Regions from separate parts of the Homo sapiens genome. Here region 1 is linked to region 2. Evidence: read pairs that join two places in POLR2A ChIA-PET (ENCODE). Cell type or tissue: Caco-2. All regions are shown on one strand. Region 1 overlaps TRAK1 (trafficking kinesin protein 1). Region 2 overlaps TRAK1 (trafficking kinesin protein 1).

The links. ChIA-PET counts read pairs that join two places held together with the same protein. Peaks named below come from ENCODE experiments on the same cell type or tissue, not always from the same donor. Only the 100,000 strongest peaks of a DNase experiment are listed, where the experiment ranks them.
Region 1: POLR2A ChIA-PET joins it to region 2 with 5 read pairs; 3 of 35 experiments call an interaction of 5 or more read pairs at or near these places.

Annotation. Positions count from the first base shown.
Region 1 is chr3:42,208,751-42,212,750 of GRCh38, forward strand. TRAK1 (trafficking kinesin protein 1) reads left to right here. Exons shown (of 16, transcript NM_001042646.3): 14 at 1,017-1,235. Among named protein-coding and RNA genes, the nearest start is that of CCK, 55 kb to the right of the region's middle. In Caco-2, no CTCF peak of the experiment used is centred here; a DNase peak (open chromatin) is centred at 2,148.
Region 2 is chr3:42,128,899-42,132,898 of GRCh38, forward strand. The region is part of intron 2 of TRAK1 (trafficking kinesin protein 1); the gene reads left to right. Among named protein-coding and RNA genes, the nearest start is that of TRAK1, 40 kb to the left of the region's middle. In Caco-2, no CTCF peak of the experiment used is centred here; DNase peaks (open chromatin) are centred at 873, 1,303, 1,773 and 2,093.

The sequences.
Region 1 (4,000 bases), 80 kb after region 2:
TCTTAATCTGTAGAATGGGGCTAGCCCTGCCAGCCTCACGGGCCATGCACTAGCATGGTGTCATGTGAGGTGTTAATAAGTGTTCCAAGGGTAAAATGGGTTGCTCTGTCAAGTAAGTTGGCAAGAACACCGTAGCATACTAAAGGTTCTGTGATGCCCCTCAGTAAAAACACTTAACTCAAGTTTCCTGAGCATGCTTGGCCTAGGAACACTTCTCTTTGTAGAACACTTGTGACACCTTGAGGTCTTCAGGGACACACTCCAGTGTTATTACAGACCTTGCATGATGTCATGTGAGTCCTGGGGTTTGGTGTCATCGAGAAGATGGGCTCCCCTGCTTTAGACCTCTGTGTGGACTTACTATGTTCTTAAATCACACCTCTTTAACCCAATTCCTTCTCCCTAACCCGGCAGCCTCTCAAAGTTGCTGGCAAAATACAGAAAACCTAAGTAAAGGAGGTGATGGCCACATCTGCCACACATCTCTGTGTACTGCTTTCATTTCTTTTTGCTTTTCTCTTGCTGTTGGTCGTGGGCTTGGTTTGACATGATCTTATTCTGCCTGAGCTTATGTCTTCCGTGTTCCCAGGAGTGTGTATTTGGCATAGAATACGTACATGTGGCCCCGCTTTTGTGCTTATCTTGCCATTTTCCCCCTTCCATTTTGTAAAATGAGAAGATGTTGAGTTCTGGGGTTGACATCAGTTGATTAAAATAAAGACCTTGCCCCAAACCTCTTTTGCACATACTATGGTGTGGATTTTACTTTAAAAAAAAAATGGTTGATTTCTTAACTTGCTATTCCTTCTGAGCATGGTAGGGTTTGGCTTCTGTTTCATGGCAGGAAGGGCTAAGGCGGCTCCACTGAAGTTCCCGCTGCAGTCCACCTGGAGGCCCAGACCCTGCTGGGGTTCACGCTAAGCACTTTGAGGGTGGTAAACAGCCATTGTCTTGGACTTCCATCCTAACCCTCTCTTCTCCTTGTCCCCCTTCTTCCCTTCCCTTTCTCCTGCAAGGTTCCGCCACACTTCACCACTGGCAGCAGTTGGCCCAACCTCACCTTGGGGGCATCCTGGACCCCCGGCCCGGTGTGGTCACCAAGGGCTTCCGGACGCTGGATGTTGACCTGGACGAAGTGTACTGCCTTAACGACTTTGAAGAAGATGACACAGGTGACCACATTTCTCTCCCACGCCTAGCTACCTCCACTCCAGTTCAGCACCCAGAGACCTCAGGTGAGAGGTCCCAAGCACGTGTGACTGTCTCAGGCAGCAGAAGTTACCCGAGCCGGCCTCAGGCTTCCCCAGAGGAGATGCAGGAGCCGCCAGCGGCCACGGAGGAGGAGGAGGAGGAGGAGGAGGAGGAGGGGTCTGGTGAGGGCACCACGATAAGTCCTGTAAACTTGGCACCTTTCCCGGAGGCAGAGTTTTGGGCCATTCTCACCTCTGTTCCAGGCACCATCCGTAGTGGTTCTCTGTCTGTAGCTTCCGCTCGTCTGTGTGGGTGATGATTAAAGCATTCTCATTGCACAGTTCTGTTTTTAAATACAGAGTCTGATGCCTCCTATTTGTAACAATGGGTGTAGCTCCCCTGCCCATCTTGGAGGTGCATGGCCCATCAGGGATCTTTAAAGTGGGAGCAGGAAAGGCTGCTAAAAAAAAAAAAAAAAAAAAAAGTGGGCTTTTGGGTCCCTGAAAACATCAGTGCCCTTCTTCCTGGTCTGGGTGTCTCCCTGAGTCTAAGGGGAAGATTCTCAAGTCCCCTGGTGATTTCCAAGTGGAGCTGAGCAGTTTTAGGGAAATTGAGTGCTGGGTCATTCAGAAGGTAAATGAGATCATCTGTTACCTGTACGCTGTATTAAAATAGAACCAGGAAAGGCTCAGGATTTCAGACATTTCATCAGCCTTTTCACTTTCCCAGCTTCAATGGAGGTATATATGTCATTTTCTTTTCAGCTTACACATGTGTTCAAAGTGGATTTTTAAAAAGTGTTTTAGCAATACTCCTTAACCAAATAAACCTTCGGAGAACGTCACTAAGCTTTTCCAGAGAGAAGACCCTAGATGAAGTTGGAAAAGAGCTCTGGCTGACTCCACCCACTGTCCCCAAGCATTAAAGGTGTGGCCATGAGTTTACAGAATTACCCACATTCCAGTTGCCACTGGGATGAAAAGCTTTGTGCTCAGAGCTCTGGGAATCATGGGATCACATGGTTACTGTTTACCCCAACAGCATGCTCTGTCTAGACTGGACCTCCCAGCCCCTTGTGTTGGGAAGGCAAAGCTTTTGTGGAGTCAGGGGGGAGACTGAGAAAAAATGAATTAACCCTGTGTTGTCATCCTCATGACATTCCTGAGGATTCACCAGGTTAGAAGTGAGGACGTTTATCTTTGTGATTCATAATTTTCATTTGTGAAGGCCACAACACTCCCCTTGAAATACAGGGCAGGAAAGAGCTGAGGTTCTTGGTGGTGTCTCCCATTCCCCTGGCTAATTTCAGACAGCTGTGGTCAAGGGATTTTACTTGGGATCAACTTTTCCTTTTTTCCTTGACATTAATTTTAGAGAAGTCATCAAGTCATGTGATTTGTTTAGCACATAGGTTTATTTATGGTTTGATTTTTTTTAGGCAGTTATATTACTAGATTAAGCTTGTGAGGGAATGAAAATGTTTTTTATTTGTTATCTACACACTCGAAAAAGAGAAACCAGCTGCGGTACTGTCCCATTTTTGTCATCAGCACCAGTGTCCGTCAGGAAGGCAGGTGGTGGTGCAGAAACATGATGCCTGGCTGATTTTCGTGGCTAAAGGGGTAGGCCTTATGTTGATTGGGATGCTCCCCTACAGCCTTACAGGTAGAATAGAAGGTGAGTTCTGGAAGTGCAAAGAAGCACCATTAAGTGCATCTTCTAGAAGTTGTACAGAAGGACTAAAGCTTATCAAGTCAACAAAGAACTTACCTTGGAGGATAGAGAGAGAGAAGGGACCAATTATGAGGACTGACATCCTGGCCACTCTCCTTAAAATAAACACTGACATTTTTCTTGCTTGTTCTCTCTGTACTCAAACCTGTGGCAAATTCATCCTAGCAACGTTATTTGACGAGGGGCATGAACATTTATAGTTGAAACTGTAGAAAGGGTCAGGTTGGAGGTGTGTAATAAAAAAGAATTACCTAGGTTGCCAAAGGTAATTTAGGAAGGGTCTGATCATTTAGATGAGAGTTCTTTGGGGCTTATTTTCTGGGTAAGGCTCATCTTTAAAAACTGGCTTCAGAGGGGAGAGGGGAGAACAATGAATTGGCTCTATTTTCTCTATTGGGAATTACAGGACCATTTTGATTCTTAGAATGTAAAAAGCATATCGCTAAGTAAATCATCCTGGAGGTCCCAAGTAGCTCTATGCCTGCAATCATGGAGACACAGGCAGACAGATAAGCTTCATGGGGAAGGCATGGGGCATCCTCTGTCTTGGGATTTGTATCCATGGTGGTCTGGTCCCTGCCTTTTAATCCGTCCTCTACGCTTGGGCTTTTCTGTTACCAAACAGCACTATCCCAGGAACTATTGTCTGCCTGGGAACACTCAGTAGGGAGACACTTTGGAGACAGGAGGTGATGAACCTTTTTATGTGCAGCTGGTATGATAGAAGGAAATTGGGAAAACTTGTATGCTAGGCACTTTTGTCCAGAGCCTGCTGTCCCATGGAGAAAAAGTTTTAAGCACTGAAAAAATTTGATTAATGTATTTAAATGTATTATTTGAAGCATCATTCACTTGTTGATTTTTACAATCCCATGTCTTAAAAAGGATGAATCCATGTTATTGTATTGTAAATAATTTAGATGATTAAAATGGATTGTTTAAAAAGTTTTAGATTATAGTTTTACTTTATTTCAGTGATATGTTTTATGTTTTAATTTATATAGAAAGTATACTTTATCAGAACTAGTTATCATCTTTTTCTGTCAGTACTCTGTATTTTAGGCATTTGTGTGGG
Region 2 (4,000 bases):
TACACTGGAATTCTGTCTTATTTATTTAGATCTTTTATTTCTTTTATTCTTTAATAAAGAAGCACTTATCAGATATCACAGCCTTTTTTTGTCGTTGTTAATATCCCAGAGTTTTTCAAGTTTTAGATGGAATTGTTTTCCTTTTCAGTCCTTTGTATTTTACGTCTTCAAAGCTTTCTCCTGAGGAAAGGGTCTGTGAGCCTTGCCAAACTGGCAGAGCGTCACCAGAAGGCACAGGTTCAGAGTCCTGCTGTGTGCATGGTATCCTTTTTGGGTTTCGTGTGTTTGTTTACACGTGTGTAACCCTGGAGATGCTGTGACTCACCAGTATGTTGTATCAGTTTTGAGGCGTGTGAGAAGACAAGGTAGCCTGCATCGATTAGGGCAGAGGTTCTCGGTTGTGGGCGGGCATGGGGATAAGGAGCGCTGGGGTTCTGATACGCTCCCCTACGTGAGAAATCCTAGAGAAGAGGGCCAGCTACACATTGCTATGCAGATCAGAGCAGACACAGCCCCTTCCTGCACATCCTCCCCCTGAGTGGAGAAACGCGGCTTTACCTTTTAAATTTGGCCCTCACTTGACTTCCTAAGAAGAGGCGAGAAAGCTTTGGGCATCCACCTTTGCCAGGTGGTACAATGACCTTTTCAGAGAAGTTTTAGTGCTTCTCCCAGTCAGGTGGACTTGTAACTCCTGAGTCTGAGAAACACAGAAAATTAAAATGACCCACAAAACAAATATACCCACAACGATGGGACATTTGGGAGAAAGCATAGTCAACGTACGGTACTTGCAGTGTGCTGGGTAATCCTCAGAGTGGCCTGAATTTAATACTCTTGCATTCTGCACATGAGGATGGCGAGGCTCAGGGAAGTTAGGGAAAAGTCACATACCTAGCAAGGTGAGTCAGACCTAGTTTGTCTGGTCTGACTCCATCTCTTACCCAGTATCTCAGATTAGCTACAAAGGGGACAAGAAAACTTCTTGTTTAAGAATGAAATTCATCTGGTGAAATACAAAAAAAGCAAAAACCCCATCAAAACCTTAGTTTCAAAATCTGTCAGTAGCTTATTTATTTATAAATAAATAAAATATATGTCTAACATATTCAAAATTCATTTTTTTTCATGGCTCAGGGCATTGTCCCAAGTGACACTTAGCTTGATACAGCTTAATTTGAAGATGAGGTTTCTTTTTTCCCTGTGATTTTCACCTCCATCCTGTGGCTTGTAGGTCACACTTCCCTAATCCCTGGTGGAAATGACAGTGTGTGCTATAGACTTTTGTAGTCACATAACACGCAGCAGACAGCAGACATGAAAGCTGCTGCATTGGTCTTTAGGTGGCTATGCAACTCTTTTTGGTCCCTTCTTCCAGGGGCTGTTCTATGTAACTTTTTGGTTAAGGAGCATTGATTGAGGGAAAAAAAAAAAAATCCATATCTCACCTGCATATGATCTGCAGACCACCCTCCCTGAGTTTACCTGGAGCAGCTTTTTCCTAAGAAGAGAAGGTTATGAAGCAAATAAGAGTTTCAAAATATTGTTCCATCGTTTGCTTTTACTGTAAAGTAATATTAAGGAATTAGCCAACAGTATTTACTGAGTGACTGGTATTTACCTCTGATCCTTTGAGGACTTGTTTGCATTTCAGCTCAGGTTTTCTGACTAAGGAGATAAAAACATCTCCTGGACTATTTATTTTTTTCCGTGACCTAACCCAAGGACTTTGCACTGGGTTGGACCAATGCAGGCAGCTCTTGAGGCCTTCGGTGCCATCCTACCCTGAGTTGCTTACTTTGCTTATGTGGGAGGAGGGAGGGGGGTCTGGGAACCTGCATATTAAACCAGCTCCCCTTGCCATTTTAACTTTTAAAAATTGAACTTAAAAGTAAACAACAACAACAAAGACCTTTAATCTAGTCCAACCATCATTGTTCACATGGGGCCCCTGAGGTGCGGGGTGCATTGACTTGCTAAGCCTTGCACAGCCAGGGTATGTGGGGCCAGGAATTGTGTGCAGGTCTCCTCACCACTCTAGAGTTGTGTCCATAAAGTAGAACCTACAGTAATATTATTATACCCCCATTTTCACCTTTGCTCATTCACTTGTGTCCACACGGTCACAGACATAGCAAGCGTTTATACGGTTGGTTTTATGGGGCAACGAACCTCATGTTTTTTACTCATGCAGGGCTCATCCCAGGAGAGTGGGAATTTGCTCAAGATAAGGCATGAGGACCCGGAGTATCTGGCATGGAGTTTAACTGGAATCCCTCTACCTCCACCACTGTACCTGGAGGCTCCTGTCTCCCCTCATCCTGTTTGACCCTTGAGCAGGGCCGACACAGTGGTCGCTCCCTTCTGGTCACTCTCCTGGCTTGGCTCCCAGTGCCTCACTTGCCCCCAGAGTTCCCTTTTGTCTCTCTGGACAGTCTTTCCAGCCTCTTTCACCAGTTCTTTCTTTTTCCTCTTCCTCTGAGCTTCCAAATCAGTGGCTGTCAACCCTGATGCACCTAGAGCTTTAAAAAATATAGTCTGCCAGGCGCTGTGGCTCATGCCTGTAATCCCAGCACTTTGGTAGGCTGAGGTGGGTGGATCACCTGAGATCAGGAGTTTGAGACCAGCCTGGCTAACATGGCGAAACTCCATCTCTACTAAAAATACAAAAATTAGCCAGGCATGGTGGCGTGCACCTGTAATCCCAGCTAACTTGGGAGGCTGAGACAGGAGAATCTCTTGAACCCGGGAGGCAGAGGTTGCAGTGAGCCGAGATTGTGCCACTGCACTCCAGCCTGGGTGACAGAGTGAGACTCCATCTCAAAAATGAACAACAAACAAATAAAAATAAATAAAATTTAAAAAAAAAATACAATCCTTGGCCAGGCGTGGTGGCTCACGCCTGTAATCCCATCACTTTAGGAGGCCAAGGCAGGCAGATCATATGAGCCCAGAAGTTCGAGACCAGCCTGGGCAACATGATGAAACCCCATCTCTACAAAAAATTAAAAAAAAAAAAAAAAAAAGCTGGGTGTGATGGTATGCACCTTGTAGTCCCAGCTACTCAGGAGGCTGAGGTGGTAGGATTGCTTGAGCCTAGGAGGTGGACGTTGCAGTGAGCCAAGATCGTGCCACTGCACTCCAGCCTGGGCAACAGAGCGAGACTCTGCCTCAAAAAAAGAAAAAGGAAAAAACCAGCCCTGGAACCAGTCCCCTGCAGATACCAAAATCCATGGATGCTCAAGTCCCTGATATGAAATGGCATAGTATTTGCATTTAACCTGTACACATCTTTCCATATACTCTAAGTCTAGATTACTTGTATTACTTGTAAATGCTATGTTTTTTGTTTTTTTTTTTTTGTTTGGTGTATTTTTTTTTTTTGAGTCAGTCTTCTCCTGTCACCCGGGATGGAGTGAGTGCCTTGGTGCCATCTTGGCTCACTGCATTCTCAACCTCCCAGACTCAAGCCATCCTCCCACCTCAGCCCCCCAGTAGTTGGGACTACAGGCACATGCCACCATGCCTCGCTAACTTTCATATTTTTTTGTAGAGACAGGGTTTTCACCATGTTGCCCAGGCTGGTCTCAAACTCCTTGGCTCAAGCATTCCTCCCACCTCAGCCTCACAAAGTGCTAGGATTATAGGAGTGAGCCACCATGTCCAGCCTAAAATTTTGTATTGTTATTTTATATTGTTTTTTTCCCCCTGAATATTTTTGATCCGTGGTGGATACAGAGGCCTGACTATATATCCTCCCCAGGCCCCACCGTCAGGCATAGTCATTCTAATTGATCCTCAGGTGACTGTGATGTACTCCTCTAAATGTTGGCGTGCCCAGCCTGCTTCTGTCTATATCCTCTCTCCCAAGGCTGTAATACCAGCCACATGTTGGTGACTGCCAAATGTATGCCCACCCTGACCTTCCCTTCCTCCCTCAGCCTCATGTACCCACATACTGAGATTATTAACTCATCCATTGCGGAAAGTGGATTGTTCCCCC